Linked DNA regions of Mus musculus: region 1 is linked to region 2. A link is a loop called in an ENCODE intact Hi-C map of the cell type or tissue named here. Cell type or tissue: left cerebral cortex. All regions are shown on one strand. Each heading gives the region's core, and the rest is flanking DNA. Links, peaks and the distances in the headings are about the cores only.

Region 1 (10,038 bases), core at 1,391-9,390, 150 kb after region 2:
ATGTCTCTCTACCAAAGGAGGGCCTGAGAACATTCAGAAATAGCATCTGAGGGAGGGCCAGCACTCAGGCTATTTCTCAGATCATAAGATCATACGACTGCCACCCTCTATGTAAATTCCACGCATAGATTTGCCTTGGTAACACATGATTGACCAGTGCTCCATAGCCTTCCATGTCTGCCTTCTGGGCTTGTTCACTTTTTCTTTTAAATGCAAATGTTAAAGATGGCAATGAGATTTCTGTGGTGTGCAGTCTCCATGGTTTGGTTTGGTTTGCTGTTTTTTCATATAAACAGGGTCAAGCGGTCAGAAACCCCAGATGGACACGGTTGCGCCAGAATGAAGGAATAAACACTAAATGTCGGTGGGTGGGAACATGAATTAAGCCAAAAAGCTGACCAAGCAAAGCCCCTCAATTCAGGTCACTTTTCTATGATGGAGAACACTACTGAGACAAGGGAAAGGAAGAAACCATGAGACTACTAACTTGGGTTCCCAAAGGTGATTCTGATGTGTGGAAGGGGCCTGGAAGCCATGGAAAAGCACAGCACATGGAACTTGGGAAAACAGAGCTGGGGAGGCCTGACAGAGTCCATTAGGACTCGTGTGAAAAAGGGTTCTAGATAGTTTATGTCTTGTGTGTATATGCATGTGCCTGTTGGTATGTGTCTGTGCCTGCATGCCTGTTGGTGTGTGTGTGTGTGTGTGTGTGTGAGAGAGAGAGAGAGAGAGAGAGAGAGAGAGAGAGAGAGAGAGAGTATATATGTGTGTGCCTTTGGGTATGTCGGTGTGCCTATGGGCATGTCTGTGTGTATATATCTGTATGCTTGTTGGTGTGTGTCTCTGTATGTATTTGTCTGTCTGTGTCTGTGTGTATGTCTGTATGCCTGTTGGTATGTGTGAGTGTGCGCGCGAGCATACACACCTATGTGTCTGTCTGTCGGTCTGTCTGTCTTTGTCTGTCTTTGTGTCTGTGTGTATATCTTTGTGTCCATGTATGTGTGTGCCTATGTGTATATGTCTATCTGTCTGTGTGTGTGTGTGCCTATGGACATGTCTGTATACCTGCTGTTGTGTGTCTGTGTGCACATGGAGGACAGAGGTTGATAGTGTGTTTCCCTAATCCTTCTCCACGTTACGTTTTGAACCAAGGTTTTCAGTGACCGTGGGCTCTGGGATTTGGCTAGGCCTACTGGACTGGACACCGACCTCCAGAGCTCTACCTGGATCTGTATTACACAATGTAGTGCTGTACCTGGCTTTTCAATGGGCGTTGGGGATACAAACCTGAGCTCTCCTGCTTATGCAGCAAATACTTGGCTACCTGGGTCACCCCTCAGCTTTGATACCTTGTTGGCCCACAGATAATCAGGGAAGCAGGACAGAGGGTCAGGGTAAAAGGCATGTTTGTAGTGTGGGAAAGCCTGGGCTTAAGGTCAAAGTGCTTGTAACAGGATGAACATTGGGACTTCACAGAGCCAGTGAGCTGCTCTGAGGATTAAATGGATTAAAGAGGATTAATTCTTACCCTGAATAGATGTACAGTGTAAATATAGTAGCTCCTTGAGGTACTGGAAGAAGAGAGCTGGACAGATGTCAACAGCTTCAAAACAGAAAATGGTTCCAAGTTGAGAGCTCCAGAGACCTCAGCTTCACCGTGCTTTCTTTTTAGGTCTAGAACAATGAAGCTCATCTCACACTGGCCTGCAGATCTGAGCTGACCTTCAGAGAGAGGCCAGTAGCACCATGGAAATGTTTAAAGGGAAAGGCAGCTTTGTATTACATTCACAGAAACGGGAGTCCTGATCAATCATTCTCCCTTGTTTGTCTGGTCCATCCATACTGTATTCTGTCTTGGAAACTTATTTTAAGGTGGACTGTGCTAAACTTGAACAAAATCACAGGAGGGTGGCCAGGACCATTGGTTTAGATGAGCACTGTTGAGGTGACTCCCCCAAGAAACCCACACCCACGATTAAATGGGTCTTTTCTTCCTTCCCTCCTCCTCCTCCTCCTCCTTCTCCTCCTCCTCTTCTTCCTTCTTCTCTCTCTCTCTCTCTCTCTTTCTTTCTTTCTTTCTTTCTTTCTCTGAGTGGCTTTCATTTTATTAATCTTCATCCTTACATCTATGTTAAGAATCCTTTTTAAATAAACTCCAACTCCACTTTTGGAAAAATAGCGTTCAGAAGGAAAAAAGACCACTTACCCTGCAGCAGGTTGGAGGAGATTGGCAGAAGCAGGCAACATTGCATCTGTGATGCTTTAGAAAACAAGTGTCTACCTGCTTTCTATGACTATCGGGGAGAGAACTTGTCTAATGGGTTGAAGTAATGAAAGGCATTCAGTCCACCTGAAGGAGATTTTTTTTTTTTTTAGAAAATAGAATTGCCTCCAGATGCAAAGAGCTTGCCTCGCAGCGAATGTTCTAGAAGCTGCTGCAAATCCTCATTAGGAAGGACAGATGGGATTCCTGCAGTAGGCAAGGAGTATGGACGGGTGGTCCTGTGTGCCAAGCACCCATGACTGATTCACCTTATTCTCTACAGGGAATCTCTCCAAACTAGAGCCTCTGGCAGAGCCCTTTAGAGCCTTGTCTACTTTATTTTACCCAGCCTACTGTTCACAGTAACCCAGGCTATATCAGGGGCTTGGAAAACTAGAAAGGAATTACCCATTAATTAAGTAACTGCCCGTCACCTGGTACTAGCCAGTCTGTAATCGCTTCTGATTACTAGACACTGATTTGTTACTTAGTCACACCAAGTCGTGTGTTATTGTGGCACACGGCAGTAGCTAGCGATTTCTGTTGCCAGATCTGCCATCGTGAGCTAATTCCACAGCCTTCTCTCCTCCCGTTGGCTTTTTTTGTTTTGTTTTGTTTTTTGAACATTTAATTGCAATCTTCTATCTTCTAAGTGAAATCAGATGCCATCCAGAAGTAAATTGAGGCAAGCCCATGAAACGGAAATGTACTCATTTTTCTGAGCTCACTTGTTTGAAGTGTCTCCACCATCGCTTAGCTGCAACTTCTGTTTTGGGCACAATTTCTTACTGCCTGCTCCTTTTCTTCTCCCCCCCCCCTTTCATTTCCTTTCATCTCCTTTCTCTCTAAGAATTCCACATTTAAAACCTTCCCAGAACTCAATTAGCATCACTTAAAATGGGGTGAGGAGCAGCAGAGCGGTCAAGCTTCTGTTTTCAGTGCCCAGTGGTGCCCCGGAAACCAGATGTGCAGCCAAAGTGGAGCGGGAGAATTGATACACAGGTGTGGTATAAAGCTGGTCTTTAAAAATACAGATGTTATCCCCTCAGGGCCCTAGGAACCTGGAACAGAATGCAGAGAGCCACCCTCGAGGTGAAACAATGGTCATAAAATAGTTTGTTCGTGAGTTTCTCTGAGCTGTCTCTGCAACATTTGGTGACTATTTAATAACACCAGCTCATGGGGCTAAATTACTAACATTTGGGGAACAAGGTTATGTAAAACAAAATTGAATTATGGCAACGGTTTCCCGGTTAGCACTGGAATTTCTTTATTTCTGTTTGTCTTTTTCCTCAAAGGAGCCATTTACCAATTCCTACCCAGCTGGCACCAGTCAATGTCCAGAGACCCCACATAATCAACACACACCTCTGAGCAACAAGGGTCTGTATTGTCCATCCAGAGGTCTAGCCCAGAGCCTGGAAGCAGGCTCAGTCATGAAAGGATCTAAGAGCCACACACATCCAGTGCAGCCTTCTGAAGAAAACTATGGTGCTTAGCTATCCCAGCTATCCTACCCTGGGTAGGTTGAAAAAAGGACTTATTTAGATGTAGAAACTGTGTGAGCTGGTAGGCAAAGCTTAAAGACAGTGAGCATACTGATAAAATGAAAGCCTACACACACTAATAACAAGCAATCTTGCTTTTAGCTATACCTTTCAGGACACCCATCTGTGATCACAACACGAATACACACACTTCACATCACTGCAGTTAGGAAGAGAGCAGATGCTCATGTGTGGGCATGGATAGATCCCCAAGCAACGCAAGGGGAAGAAAGCTATGAGAGATACAGCGAATCCTCGCTCTCTATGCAATTATGTAGTCTCCATCATGTAAACTTTAAGTAAAATACAAAACGTACATTCGAGAGCACAGATATTTACCTCAGCTTCCCGAGCTGCCTCTGGGGAGCAGGAAGCCCTGGAGAAGGATACAAAGGTTCAGCATTAGTGCTGCAGTGTTTCCTTAAAAAGGAAAATGCCTTGGGGATGGTGAGCTGACCCAGCGGGTGACAGTGCTTGCTGCTAAGCTGGCTGACCTGAGTTCAAGCCTCAAGGCCCACATCATAAGGAGAAAACCAGTTCCCAAAAGTTGTCCTCTGACCTCCATGTGAACACAGTGGCATACATATGTGCATGCACACACACACAAACATACATACATAAATGTAAAATAAATAGATCATTTAAGCTAAGCAAATGTAAGCATTAACTAATTTAGTGAACACTTCAATATAACATTTTAATACTTTTCTATGTCATTACATATTTTCCAAATTCAGCCAGACTAGTGTTCACATCCAGAAAGCTTGAAAGCAGGATTCAGCACCAGGGAGACAAGCCGAGTCCCCAGCCTCAGAGAAGACAGAGGGGACAGAAGAATTGTGTCTGAAGCAACTCATGATTCTCCTCCAGCAGCCTGCTCTAAAGCCATACATGCTTCCTGTTGAATGACTGAAGTTGTGGTCACACTCGACCGCTGCAAATTTTTGGTCCTGCTTGATAATTAAAATGACTTAACATTTCCACAGCCTCTAGCTCAGTACTTTAGGACTTCACATGTGTGGTCCCAGACAGGGTGCACAAACTAACAACACAGACACTCTCCCATTCCAGGGAGAACTTTCATAAGTAGTTGTTAATCCAGACAGAAATGGCCAAACCCAAATGTTCGAAACCCTTAATGCTCTAAACTGTGAACATTTGAAGCATCAATAAAACATCATAAGTAAAAAATACTGTAGAAATCACTGTCAGGATGTATTTTTTTTTTCTTAGACCAGAAGAGCTATGTCATGCAAACTTTATTTTAGGTACTTAGTGGTTTGTTTGTTTGTCTGTTTGTTTGTTTGCAAAGCATATGGAGGTACAAAACCAGAAAATTCCAATATCCCAGTAATTTTATACACATGCACTGTCCGTGTGCTGTTAACTGACATTCTGGTTAGTTCAGTGCTATGTAAGCTGTGATACAGGGATTGTCTTTATATACTACGACTGGTACAAAAATAGTCGTACATCTGTTGATGGCTTGGAAGGTCCTTTAGGATGGAGGAGACGACTCCATAGATAAAGTGCTTGATATACAAGCATGAGGACAAGAATTCAAACCCCCAGAGGCTGGGCAAAGCTAGATGTGGTATAATCACCCAGCATACCTATGGTGAGGTAGGAGGCAGAGGTAGGAGCGTCCCCCAAAACTCACAGGCCAGCTAGCCTGGTATATGCAGCTGTAAACAAAAGACCTTGTCTCCAACGAGGTGGGAAGCAAAGATCAACATCCAAGGTTCTCTTCTAAGTAGCAGCCAGGAGCCAGGCAGTGTGCAAACCTGTATTTTCATGCACACACGCAGCAAATACACACGAAAACATGCTTTAGATTCTGATGGAAGCTCAAGAGGCATTTACGGTGAACAAAGTACCACATAGCAAACAAATATGTCCTGTGCTCTTTGTGGCTCGTACTCCCGTGTTAGCTCCTGCCTCGCTGTGACTGCTGATGCTTTCTCTTTGTGGTTGAGCATTCAGGCAGGACAAGAAGTTGTGCCACCTCCCATCACCAGGCTGCTTGATTTCTCAAGCGTCCGTAATGACCTTGATATGTTATGGTCAGATTCTCCCTTGGCTATTATTAGCATGGCTGGAAATGAAGCTGACCATCTCAAGAGTAAGGGTCGGAGGTGTGACGTGGTTGACCTTGGAGAGGCTGCTTCGAAGTCCTTCCCACTTCCAGAATCTGGGATCGGTTATCCGGAAAGCTGGGTTTGATTTCGGAGTCTTCCTAATTGATGGTAGAAATCGCACTTTATCACATGTCCCACAGATTTTAGTCTGAAGGAATTCATCAGAAGGCTATTTCTATAAACACTTTTATTGATTCATCATTTCTGAAATCATGCAGTTTATGAGTCATTCCTATTTTGAGCAAAAGCAATTACTTATAAAAGCTGCGAGATAGTTTCTGTCAGGCTTAATTAAACCTTTTTCTACTGGAGGCTGTTTCAAGAGTTTGTGAACCATTGACTGCTGATCCTGGCTCACATGTTACTCACAAACTGGAGTCTCTACCAGTAAAAATAACTCAGAGGCATCGATGCCTTGAATCTGGAAGCCAGTTGACTCCTTTAGACAGATCCATGTCTCCTTACCTCACCCCAGTGCAGCATTGGTCTTATGCGTTATTCATGGGTGAAAGCTTTTTCTTCCTAACATATTTTAAATCTCTTTCACTCCCTCTTGCTCTCTCGCTCTCTCTCTCTCCATTCTATTTTACTTTCATAATTTTATCAATCTTAATGGTATAAAATAGTTAAGGACAACGGAGGCCCCAGAACAGCAACATTTTCAGGAAATTCTAATGAAGAGCTCCAAGTGAGCCTTTTTTAGCATCTGTTTTCAGATTGCTTTATTTTGTTTTATGTGTCTGAGTGATTTGCCCGAATGCATAGATATGTACTACATGCATGCCTGGTGCCCAAGAAAGTCAGAAATGGGCGCTGGATCTCCTGGAATTGGAGTTACAGATGGTTGTGAATGCCATGTGGGTGCTGGGGACCAAACCCAGGCCCTCTGCAGTAGCAACAACTCTTCTTAACCACTGGGCCATATCTTCAGCCCCAACTTTTTTTGGAAACTCACTTATGACCAGAAGAAAGATTAGGCCTTTAGGGACACCTTTGGTTACACAATGGAGGAAAACGCCGGAAGTGAGGGCTCAGAGAAGGGTCAGATATGGAATTAAACTGAGAGGCAGTGAGGTTGGTGGGGCCTGCAGTGAACTGAGAAGATATGGAATGATAAAAAAATAAATAAATAAATAAACTAAGACAGAGCCTGCCAGACTGTATGAGAACAGAGGAACATGCATGAGAGCATGGTTAGACAGTACCTCGGGCCGCCCAGACAGTATGAGATGTGGACTCGTGGGTGTGGTTGGACAGTCCCTTGGGCCACACAGACTGTATAGTGGAGCAGATGTACAAGTGTGGTCGGATAGTGCAATGGTGCCTGTTTGCCACTGTCTGGGTCATCAGAAGTCTCTGAATGATCTTAAGTGGAAGAATGACAAAATGACACCTTGTCTTAAGAGAATCTGGGAACACTGAAAGGAATCATTACAAGGAAAACAAAATGGAAGAAAAATGATGGAAGAGAAACGTCAACAAATAAAATAATTAATTTAAAAAACAAAACAAGACATTCACATGCACATGTGCACACACACACACACACACACACACACACAAAGAATCAAATGTACATAGTGGAGCATGGAAAAAAGAAAAGAGAGGCTACCACCAGATGAACACCAGGGGGCGATGTTGCCAGCAGCTCATTGGCTGCCTATGCGGCTGTGCTGTGCCCTGTGTACTTTACATGGATTTGAGGAGAGAAAAACTATTTTATCCTAAATCTGTAGTTTCTTCACATTGAAAGCCACATTTGACTTGTCCATTCCCGACTCTGCCGACCCCTCCAGGAAATCCTTCCTGACTCTGCAATGGAAAGTTCTATGTAATTTTAAATGTTTTATTTGAGTCTCATTTCCCAGGGATTTCATTTACATGTTTCCCCCTAAGTAAGGTCTTGACCTGAACCATGTGATATGATTGACAGGGGACTTCTGGAATACTTCGGAAGGCAGAAATAAGAAGAAGCTATAAAATTTTAAAGACAACTGTGTTCTACCCCAGGTCTTTAAGAAATAAGCAGGAAATCAAGTTCTATAATGGTGAAACACTTGAAGACCAGACAGGTGTCATGAATTGGGTCCCATAGGAAACAGGCTTTGAGGCTGCATGTGTTTGGGCATCTTTCGAGAGAAGGAATGCCAGGGACAACCCACTGGGCATGGGGAAGGCACAACAGAGACCTCAGCTGATACTCCTGGAATCTAGGAGCCAAGTTGGCCTTTCAGAGGGGCCCAGTGATGCCAAGTGCCAGGGCTTTCTTATACCTTCACCAAGATGCCATTAGACTCCCCTGAGAATGGGGCAGGAATTTTAGGAGACCAGCTTCCTGCCACTGATGCCAGGCTCTGAGCAAGAACTTAGCTGTAACTCTCTGTCTTCAGTCCTCCGGGAGTACGAAGCACCATACCACAGTATGCCACATCAGCACAGTGTGTGTGTGTGTATGTGTGTGTGTGTTGTGTATGTGTGTACATACATAGACATACACATACACACAAGTGCACACAGATGGTTGTAAATTGTTATGTGGGTGATGGGAACCAAACTTAGATCCTCTGCAGTAGCAACAACTGCTCTTGACCACTTAACCACTGGGCCATCTCTTCAGCTCCATCTTTCTTTGGAAACTCAGCTACAACCAGAAGAAAGGCTAGACTCTGTGTGTGTGTGTGTGTGTGTGTGTGTGTGTGTGTGTGTGTGTGTGTTTACGTGAGTGCACACATATATGCACCCAAACAAGACCTGAACACGGACAATACTGATAGACATAATAACATGAGAGGGGGACATCTCATAGGACCCTGCCCCTAGACGAGAAACTACAGGCAACTAAGGATGCTGCGAATAGAAGTGGCTTTCCCCAGGGATGAGCCCCCATTGGTAACTGGGTAACAAGTATCCAGCCCTGAAATCATAGCCATACCAGCAACATTAAATAGACTCAGGGGGCTGTATTTGTATATGTGTATGTAATAATTAAGGAAAAGAAGCCAGAAACTTGAGAGGGAGTATGGGGTAGGGGAGGTCATGGGATCATGGGAGGAGCTGGTGGAAGGAAAGAGAAGGAGGATGTGTGTGATCATGTTTTAATTTTAAAAGAAGAAAATATGTTTTTAATTAGCTCTTCTCGGTGTGCAAACACCTACATTTATATCTTGGAACAAAACATTTCAAAGTGCTACTTTGGTGAACATGAGACATCCAGTAAAACGGTCAGTGTTGAGTTGCTGCAGAGGGGCAGCCTTGGCTCTTCATGAAAGCAGTCAAATACGGAAGGCATTTAGTGCATGCTCAACTGTAATATTTGCTTGGGGTGCATTTGGTGTCAATGTGGGAATCCTTGGTATTTTACACCTATCTTCTTTTTTGTGGTGCCTTGTTCAAACAGAAGTCTGGTCTGACTTTCCTGCTTCAGTCTAAACAAAGGCCATGGATTGCCATCACAGGCCAAGAACTCAAATACGGCATTGTGAAGTTACTCTTTAAGTCCTTTGCAGAGATGCTGCCCGCCTTGTATGTAGAGGCAGGCATGTGCCAAAATTACTAGAGAGTAGCAGGAAACCTCTGAAGGAAGCAGAGTCCCAATGGCTGTGATGGGATCCGGGCAGAGTGGCTTTTTATGGTGTCTCTGGATTGCCAGAATGAAAATCCTTTTCTAATGGCCAGCAAACACCTTTGATGAGTCTGTCTATAGATGAGAGTTCAATAGGCTGAAGCTCAGAAAGAAAGATCATCTTGGGGAAAGTAGGAAGTACCACGTAGGGGTGAGAGAGAGGGAAATAGAAAGTATCATGTAGAGATGAAAGATGGTGTCTGTTTAAAATGTCACAACCAAATGATGGGAGAAACCTGCAGGACAGCACTGGGGACCAGAGACCAGGGGTTCTATGAGAAATCCCTAATCCTCGGATCTTTGTCTTGCTTATTTTTATTACCATATTCAGTACTCTTGGATGAAAATAGCCTTGTGTTTACTTGATGGGTATCCTGTAAGCAGGAACATGGACCTATGAACCCCTGTCTTTTATTCATGCATGCAGTGAGCATTAGTTAACTGTGTTCCCAAGCAAGAAGCTTGACA
Region 2 (10,038 bases), core at 846-8,845:
TCAAAGGAAAACTTGAAAATCCAGAACGGGACCATAGCAAAAGAATCCATGTGTCCTCTGCAATGGGACTTCTCACCTGGGCTCCAAACTCTACAATACACTTCTGCACACTGGCTCGGAGCGCCTCCTCGGCCTCTGCCACCAAAGCCTAGTTCCTTATATTTACTTCTCACCTTGAACCTGCTCTTCAGTTTCTGATCTTGACAAGAGGCCTCCTTCCCCTTCCTATTTCTTCTGGAGACAAGCTCTCACTAGGTAGCCCAGGCTGGCCTTGAACTCCTGATCCTCTAGCTTCTACTTCTGGAGTGTCAGGTAATAGGTGTGCACCACCGTGCCTCCTTATACCTGCCATTCGCTATTGCTCTTTTAAATTCACATGTCTGCTTCCCCGTGGATGCCCAGAAACACGTTAGCCCTAGAAGCAAGCTTGTCCTATTCATCTTTGATCCTCCACTGTCCCCACAGTGAGTCAGCACACAGTCTTTACACAGAAGACAGGTTTGACTGACACAAGGCTGCCTTGGGAAGCAGCAGGACTTACCTAGCTAGCCTCATACAACCTGTTCATTTCTTACCAGGTGTACCCGGATATCCCTACAACCATCCAGCACAGGTGTGTCACCTCTATGTGTGTCCAGAGACCACATTTTGATGCCATCAACTCCATTGGCAGGTGGTTTTCTGTGGTTTTAGATGATCCTCCTGGTCAGTCCTAAATAGCAGGTGCAAGTGAACAACGGGGTACCCAAGTCTATAGGTACATTGTCTTGGCTGAAGGCGCTTGCAGGATAACATAGGAGTCAAAGCTTACCCCTGAGGGGCCTGGACTCCCAGTATTTTCTTTGTACATCAAAGCATTAACGACGGGATATATTTTCCCTTGCTTCATAACATGCCCACACCTTACCCTCATAGCAACAGCATGCAGAATAGCTCCACCCAGCTGTCCAATGGGAACCTGAAGCCTTGGGGTAGTCAACACTGAGCTTACTCCTTTCATTACCCACACACTCCCCAGAAGACAATAGGCCATCAGCAATGCTTCTCTCCCTTCCCCTCTCCCCTCCCCCTCTCTCTCCCCCCTTCCCCTTCCCCTCCCCCCTTCCCCTTCCCCTCCCTGTTTATCTGTCTTCATGAACACCACCAGTCAGCCAGGCCTGATATATGAACGTCGGCCTAGATTCTTCCTTCCATCATCCCCTGGAACACAGTGATGAGGCCCCAAGGGAACATATTCCTTAGCAACTTTGTGCCCCCTCTTTAAGTCTTCATCACCACTGTGTAGAGAATCAGGTGACTTGCCTGGGCCTTCCTGTCTCCTAGGTTGCTCTTTCTTATACACACTTGCCAGTGCTGTCTTCTGAAATGCAAGTCTAAACATGTCTCTAGAAGTTTCTCCATGGTCTTCAGGTGTCCCTCTGTTGCACTGACTGGGTCATTCTGTCCCAGTGAGCTGTCATCACATTCACGGCATAGGGCTCCTAGCTTTTAAGACAGGTCATCTTCCTCTGCATCTCTCTGTTCTTCCATGTCGGTTTCTGCTTCCATCTAGATCAGCTGTTCTCAACCTGTGGATTGCAACCCATTTGGGGGGTCAAGGGATTCTTCCATAGGTCACCCAAGACCACCAGAAAAGAGATGTTTACCTGGGGAGTCATAACAGTAGCAAAATTACAGTTACAAAGTAGCAATGCAAATATCTTTATAGTTGGAGGTCATGAGGAACTGTGTTAAGGGTCACAGTGTTAGGAGGGCTGAGAACCACTGTGCTGGAGGGCCTTGATAGGTCTGGCTGCAGGTACAGAAAATCCCACCCAAGGGCTTGAACACCAAGATTTGTGAACCTTCCCCAGTCCTGGCATCTGCTGGTTCCAGAGTAGATAAAAGCAAGTTACCGTATCACAGAGGATAAACTTGGCCTTCACCTGTCCATTCCACTGCTGTTGGTGTAGATTCTCAAACTCACTTCCAGCCAGTTTCTAGGATGTCTGATGTGGGTCTGGAGCATCTTGGGAAGACATGTGGTCTATCTAAAGGAAGAGCCCCTTCTACCGGGAGCATCTTCTGATCAAATGGAGAAAGTGTCTTTGGAACCTGTCTGTCACAGAACATTCACCTTATGCCTGTCTGTTAACCAACCACCCGCAAGGGCATCTAGGGTAGCCAGGACTTGGAGATAAGGACCCTGGAATGGAAACCTAGGAACGTATCAGCAAAGGAGAAGAAGATCCTCATGGAACTGAGAACAGTGGTGTCTCCTGAAGCCTTCCCTCTTGCTTGATAAGCTAATTCCCAAATGCTCACTGTGATGGTTTGTATATGCTTGGGCCAGGGAGTGGCACTATTAGGAGCTGTGGCCTTGTTAGAATAGGTGTGTCACTGTGGGTGTGTGCTTTAATACCCTGGTCCTAGCTGCCTGGAAGTCAGTCTTCTCTTAGAGGCCTACAGATGAAGATGTAGACCTCTCAGTTCCTCCTGCACCATGCCTGCTTGGATGCTGCCATGCTCCTGCCTTGATGATACTGGACTGAATCTCTGAACCTGTAAGCCAGTCCCAAATAATTTTTGTTCGTATAAGAGTTGCCTTGGTCATGGTGTCTGTTGACAGCAGTAAAACCCTAACTAAGACACTCAGTAAGGAGCCCCCTTGATAAGACTTCTCTCACCACCCCATCCTTCCCAAGAGTCATTGTTACCTGGAGCTGGCCCCCATCAGGCCACCAAGGCTTTGAGATGGAGTTACCTTGAACAGCACTGTTCCTTGGACACTACCACAATCCCATATTGCAATACTGGTTGAGCAAAAAGCCACAGATGTCAAACTGTGAATTGAACTGTTAGAAAAGACTCCCTCCAGGCACAGAAAAGCACTGGAGTATTTTTTACCAATGGGGAATAACATTTTGCATGTGAAAGGCAGCGCTAGAGGAATAGCCCTGTGCTGACAGATGTCCTTGGAACTCATCATGGGCTCAGGGTATTTCAAGGGTCTCACCCTGCATTTGCAGTGTGTGACCACATGGTCTCATGAGCACTCACTGACTATTCTATTCCACTGAGCCCAGGACCAGACAGGAGGAAGGGTTTTAAGCAGCGGTTCTCAACCTGTGGGGTTGACCCTTTTACAGGGTCACCTTTAAGACTATCTGAAAACACAGATATTTGCATTACAATTCATAACAGTAGCAAAATTGCAGTTAGGAGGTAGCAATAAAAATAATATTATGATGGGGTCACCACAATATGAGGAACTGTAGTCACAGCGTCAGGAAGGTTGAGAACCACTGGTATAACTGCTGTCCATGGACAGTGTCTTTCCAAGGATCAACAGCAGCTGTCTTGATCCCTCTACCCCCCAGACCTGCAGTTGCATCCTATTAGCCAGACATGAGTTTGTTTGTTTGGAACCCACAAGGCGTTGTCATGGTTCTGTTAGGGACTAAGAGTAGTTGGCTGTTGTTTATACACTTAGGTAGTGTCACTTCCAAAGAGTCTTTTAAAAATGATTTATTATTTTTATTTATGTGCATGAATATTTACTAGCAAATATGTCTATGTACCCCATACATGACTGGTGCCACGGTGACAGAAGAGTTTCAGATCCCCTGAAACTTGAATTATGAAACATATTTAACATATTTATATATCATTATATATAACCCTGAAAACATTACTATATATGGTTATAGGCCCCCATGTGGGTGCTGGGAGTTGAATTCAGGTCTTCTGGAAAAACAGCTATCTCTCTAGCCCTGCTCCAAAGAGTCTTAAGATGGTTTAACTTTATTTCTTACACTTGCTTGAACTCAAATAATAGCAAGGATTACACATGGTCCTTATAAGAATGGCTTATGTCATATGACCCGCTATTTTACTTTCTTGTCTCTTGCTTTGACAAACACCATGCCAAAAGCAAATTAAGGGAGGAAAGGATTTATTGGGCTTTCACTTCCAGGTCACAGTCCATCACTGAGGGAAATCAGGGCATGAACTTGAAGCAAAACCATTTTAAAAGAAAAAAAAGTTCACTCATAGGCTAGCTCTCTTATTTAGAACTACCTGCCTAGGGAATGGTGCCACCCACAGTGGGATAGCCCCCACCCCCACCCCATGTCAATCAAGACAGCCTTCCTTGGTTCAGATAAATCCAGAGGTCAATCTGATATAGGAAATCTCTCAGTTGAGGCTCCCTTCTCAGATGACTCTAGGCTGTATCAAGTTGACAGTTTAAGCTAACTAGAATATACACCACTCTAAGAATGTAGACAACACATCTGGAAAGACTGGGGTCCATAGATTTGCCTTTCACCCAAGACAAAATCAGATATTTTAGTGACACAAACCTTTTAGGAAACAACCTACCCTTAACTTTCAGTAGAACTTTTGCATCATTTGAGGGAAGGAATGGTTTTAGTGCACATAAAATTTTTTTGACATAATAACAACTGGATTTATTAACTTATTTTTCCAACCTTACATGACAGACTCTTCAAAACCAGAAAACCACAGTTACCTTGCATGCTAGATAAAGTCAAACCATGGAGGTGTCAGTCATGGTCTTTCTTGCTTTCTCTGGATGGAGAGTTCTAGAAACAGGAAGGAAAGACTTTGCCCATGGAAGAGCCTTGCAGACACCCTCACTCACACCTAGATGGCGCCCGCACACCAAGTGGAGCTCATACAGGGATGGATAACCTTTTAACTGCCTAAGAAATCACAAATTCTCCAATAAAGGTGGTGAAAAGTTCAGAATTAGTGGCTCTCAAGTGTGGCTGGGTGAACGGATTCGGTCAAAGGAGAGGTGGTGAAACCTGAGGACTGTCTGTAAACACATCCAGTGCCTGTGTAGACTCCATCCTCTGCCTCCCTGCAGCCATGCAGGCAAAGAAGGACACAGACCGGCCAATTCTTCCTGGAGGCCTCAGCACTAGCAAGGCACGCAGAGAACTCTCTTCCATTTGTCACATAGTCTGACATGGTCACCACAGAAGAGAACTGCCATATTAGGACTTCCCTGTCTAGATGGTGAGAGTATATGGAACACAGTCGTGCTTATGTAAGATCCATGGGGGCAGCTGGTGATGTAGCTCGGTTGGTAGAATGGCCACCTAGCATGCACAAAGCCCTGGATTCTTAGGTGTCCCATGAACAGGATGTGGTGGTAATGGTTCAGCACTTGGCTACAAAGAGGATCTGGAGTTCGCAGTCATCCTCAACTATATAAGGAGTTCAGGGATTTCCTGGGATACCTGAGAACCTGTCTCTCAAAAGAAGGAGGAGGAGGAGGAGGAGGAGGAGGAGGAGGAGGAGGAGGAGGAAGAGAAGGAGAGGAGGAGGAGGAGGAGAAGGAGAAGGAGGAGGAAGAAGAGGAGAAGGAGGAGGAGGAAGAAGAAGAAGAGGAGGAGGAGAAGGAGGAGGAAGAAGAAAAGGAGGAGGAGGAAGAAGAAGAAGAGGAGGAGGAGGAAGAAGAAGAGGAGGAGGAGAAGGAGGAGGAGGAGGAAGAAGAGGAGAAGGAGGAGGAGGAGGAGAAGGAGGAGGAAGAAGAGAAGGAGGAGGAGGAGGAGGAGGAGGAAGAGGAAGAGGAAGAGGAAGAGGGAGAGGAAGAAGAAGAAGAAGAAGAAGAAGAAGAAGAAGAAGAAGAAGAAGAAGAAAAGAAAGAAAGAAAGAAAGAAAGAAAGAAAGAAAGAAAGAAAGAAAGAAAGAGAAAAAAAAGAAATATCAGTAGCCAGTCTTTACCTTATTCTGTGGTCAGCTTGCCACACATTTCATCAAAGCCTTTGCAGACAGGAAAAAAAAAAACTCACTTAAGGTTAAAAGTAGAAAGAAGCTACACATAGCATCAAAGTGGTACCACAGTGGGATGGGGCCCTGACAGTGGACAGTTCTCCATCATGGCAGTGAGCAGCCTAAGGGAGATACGGATATTAAACTCAGATGAAATTAAAGGCAGAAACAGGGAAGGAGAGTTTGGACTTGAGACAAATACATCCAGCAGTGTGTCTGAAAACTCAAGGGAATAGTGTGCCTGTCACCACTGCAGGGCCTCAAGTGCCACCAAACAGCTGGAGTAGAAGACAAGCACGGGGTGGGGTGGGGAGCTTACCCTGCCAGGGCTCTGCAGGAGGCAGCGAGACACCCATTCTTGTTCTCATTTCCACCCGGCAGAGCTGTGCCTGCACAGTGAAAACCGGGGCTAGCAGAACAGGCGGCCATCAGGAAGCACACTGAGCCCGGGCCCAGAACATTCCAGTTCACATCCAACTTTGCTGCCGTGTAGACAAGCAGTTTCTGGTCCCAGAACATCTGAGATGGAACCAGTCATTCCTGCACCGAATGTAGTGTAAGAAGTAGGACTTAGCCACATGTTGGAGTCCGTGAGCTAGCACATATTCATAAGTGAGCTAAGTCGCTCATAGCCCCCTTTCTCTACCTGACAGATGTAATGTAGACAAGGGCACGAGGCAGGGAGGCCACTTCTTCTTTAAGTCAGTTGTCAGTTTCTGACTTCCAGATCTCTTCCGTGCTGACTCGTGCTCTTGGATACCCTGCACTCTCAGGGGTCTTCCTTCCTGCTCAAAAGTCCCTTCCTTTCCACTCTCTGACTGTTTCCTTGGGTGGAATCAGAGTGTGGGCCAGTGTATCCTGGGAAACCTTAAGGTACTAGGATCACAGAGAAAGGGTGTCAGTCCTGACTCTTTTCTGCAGGCTCTTGTTGGCCATAGTGTTATGGAATATGCCCATGGCTTTAGGCAACACTTCTGCCCTTACCTCATTTCTCTCAGCCATGGTCTCTGTAACTAGGTATGTTCACAGTGGATGGCTGGCAGTCTCCAGTCTTCCCTCCTGCCTCTTCCTGCTCGTCAATCTCTCCTTCTGCTTTTTTTAATCTCTGAATCCCTGTGCCTCCCCTTCTTCTACTCTCAAAAAGATGCATTTCATACATCAAAGATGCTCTTCAATTGGATGGTATTTTGATAGGAAGCCCTGAGCAAGCTATTTAGGTTAAATGTTCTTTTAAGAAAAGATACTGGAGGGGCTGCAAAGATGGTTTTGAGGTTAAGAGCACTGCCTGCTCTTCTAGTGGACCTAAAATCAACTACCAGCACCCACATGGCAGCCAGGACTAGGGGCATCTGATACCCTCTTCTGTTTTCTTTGAGTACCAGGCATGTATGTGGTACATACACATACATGCAGGTAAAACATCCACATATAAAATAATAAGATAAACTTTAAAAAGAAAGAAAAGACACCAGAGTTTTCTCTGCTTTCTGCCTCCCCACTCACACCCACTGAACATCCTTGCTACTCAGTGACTGTTTTCTACAGTTTGAACTGAGGGACAGCTATGAGTCTGGGTACCATAAAAACAGCTAAGCCATGGTGGTCTGTATGTGGATGACTGCTTTCCTGATCCAGAAAGAGGGAAGTGCATGCAATTGAGGCAGTTGCTCCCATCAGACTCTTAATGGATACACACATTTTAATAATTAACACCAGGGTTAGGACAGGGGCTGAGCAAGTCAGAACACTTGCTGTACTGTGCAAGTACAAAGTCCTGAGTTCAGACCTGTAGCACTCATGGGGAAAAGCCAGGCGTGGCCAAGAATATACCAGGAACCGCAGCACTGTTGGGAGTGGAGATGGGAAGATTGCTGGGCTTCTTGGCCCACTAACCTAGCTCAAGGTTCCATGTGAAACCCTGACTCAAGGAAAAACCTAGCAGACCATGGCATCCAGTGTTCTCTGTCCTCCCACATATGTATGGGCATGTGCCCCTGAACACATGTGAACATACCACACACACACACACACCATGAAAGATACAGGGTGAAGGTTCATTAGAACAAAGGCATCCCATGGAAAATAGCTCAGCAGAAGTGTGTGTTTAAAACTCTCCTTTCTGCTCCTCTAGGACAGGAGTTTGAAGAAAAAAAGAAAGAGGAATATGGTTTAATGCTCAATTCAAACAAGGCAGTGAGTATGTTGATGTAACTGGATAGCTTTGAAAGGGAGGGTGAGATCAGCCCTGGCCTGGGTCTGGGAGCCTGGCTGCCAAAGAGAGGGGCAGCCTGGCCTCCCTCCCAGCCATGAGGCTCCAGGGCCTGAGGAGCCCAGGCCCCACGAGTGACACCTCGCTCTTCAGACACTCTAATTTATAGTTAACGCCTTTTAAGCAAACAAGAGGGAGGGAAAGAAATCTGGTTCATATTACAGCAACGGCAGTAAAGGGAAGTCTGGGAGTTCAAAGGAAAAATGTCCCAGGAAAAGCTCGGCTGTTAAAATTCGTTTGGAGTGGCCCGGAAGGTGATTGGAAATTAAAATGAAGGCTTTCTCCACATGTCTCTGTCTCTGTCTCTGTCTCTGTCTCTGTCTCTCTCTCTGATCAGCAATCCTTGGCACTCAGTTCATGCCAGAGAACAACCAAATAAATTCAAATCCATTGCTAAGACTTAGTCCGTTGGAATAACTAAGTTCCCCAAAACTCACTTAAAGGGACAGAGAAGAGAGGTGTGTGTTCTCTTTCAAGCCAGACCCCTTTGGACCCTCCGTGGTAAGGTGTCTTCTCTTTACCCACACAAAGCTTTTCCACTTCTGTTCCCTGGGTGAGCTTGCTGGGGAGGCTGTGTACTGGGAGAGGAGAAAGCTCTAACTGAAGCCTTGGCTGCTGGAGGGAGGAACGTGTTCACCAGCAGCACCACGGAAGCAAAGGTGCAAGCTGTATGAACCTCTGTGGAGCTAGCATTTCTAATGCTGCTACTAAACACCATGTATGGAAGGAAGTCAGGACAGGAACTCAAACAAGACAGGAACCTGCAGGCAGGGACTGAAGTGGTGGCCATGGAGGAGAGCTGCTTACTGGCTTGTTCCCCATGGTTTTCTCAGCTTGCTTCCTTATAGAACCTAAGACCAGCAGTCCACTGATGACACCTTGCCAATGGACTGGGCTGAGCCCCCTACCTCACCAATCACTAATGAAGAAAATGCCTTACAGCTACATCTTCTGGAGGCATTCTCTCCACTGAGGTTCCTTCCTTTCAGATAACTCTAGCTTGTATTGAGTTGACATAAAACTAGCCATTCCGGCATCACAGTAAGGGGCTTATCATTTAGACCTAGGGACGGTGTCTTGTGTTTCAGTGATGTGCTGCTTTGGAGGAGAGCATGGGGAGGTAGCACCCAGCTTTCCTGTAGGTCACTTGCTTCCTAGATGGGAGGAGCCTCTGTCTTTTTTTGTTGTTGTTGTTGGTTTTTTTTTTTTTTTTTTTTCCGAGACAGGGTTACTCTGTATAGCCCTGGCTGTCCTGGAACTCACTCTGTAGACCAGGCTGGCCTTGAACTCAGAGATCTGCCTGCCTCTGCCTCCCGAGTGCTGGGATTAAAGGTGTGTGCCGCAGCTCATCTCTTCAGCTAGGTCCATTTTATCAGTATCTATTCCTTTTGTTATGACAAAATACTGGGCAAAGCAACTTAAGGAAGGACAGATGTATTTCTGCTCATAGTTACAGTGGCAGCGAAAGCATGGTATGGAGAGCTTGAGACAGGTAGTCTCATGGTGTCCCTTTATGTTCTAGCCTAGGGGATGGTGCTGCCCACATGTAGTGTGGGTCTTCCCACCTCAGTTGACCCAGTCTAGAAACTCCATCACAGACATGCCTAGAGCTTGCTTTCGGTGTTGATTCTAAGTCATGTCCCATCCATTTAGCCGCAAGCCTCATCCCTAGCCCTAGGAGTTTTCCTTCAATTTCAGAAATCAGGCCATAATACGTTGCTGTTGTCCTTGGCAGCCTGCTCCCTTCCCTGGTGTAAACATGAATTGGGGTATAACTCATATGGACTGTAATTTGGATAAGAGGCAAAGAGCAGAAATTTGGCTGAAGTAGACCCTGAAAGAGAAGCAGGAAGTGTCAAAGGCACTGTAGGTGTCTTCACACTTGTGGCTCTGGACTGAGGCAAGCGGCTAGCCAGGCCTTGTGCTTCCCTGACACTTGTTTCTTTTGAGCAACAGAAGCTGTTGTTGACTCCTCCCACCCTCAG

What was found. Hi-C counts contacts between places; a loop is a spot of excess contacts. Peaks named below come from ENCODE experiments on the same cell type or tissue, not always from the same donor. Only the 100,000 strongest peaks of a DNase experiment are listed, where the experiment ranks them.
Region 1: a loop joins it to region 2, with 2.8 times the contacts of the local background. A loop is called at or near these places in 2 of 42 quality-filtered maps.

Annotation. Positions count from the first base shown.
Region 1 is chr9:60,085,847-60,095,884 of GRCm38, reverse strand. All of the region lies in intron 7 of Thsd4 (thrombospondin, type I, domain containing 4), which reads left to right. Among named protein-coding and RNA genes, the nearest start is that of Gm7616, 140 kb to the right of the region's middle. In left cerebral cortex, for the core only: a CTCF peak has its summit at 7,584 (motif pointing right); DNase peaks (open chromatin) are centred at 3,971, 5,798, 6,309 and 7,611.
Region 2 is chr9:60,232,493-60,242,530 of GRCm38, reverse strand. All of the region lies in intron 7 of Thsd4 (thrombospondin, type I, domain containing 4), which reads left to right. Among named protein-coding and RNA genes, the nearest start is that of 2010001M07Rik, 97 kb to the left of the region's middle. In left cerebral cortex, for the core only: a CTCF peak has its summit at 4,649; a DNase peak (open chromatin) is centred at 4,682.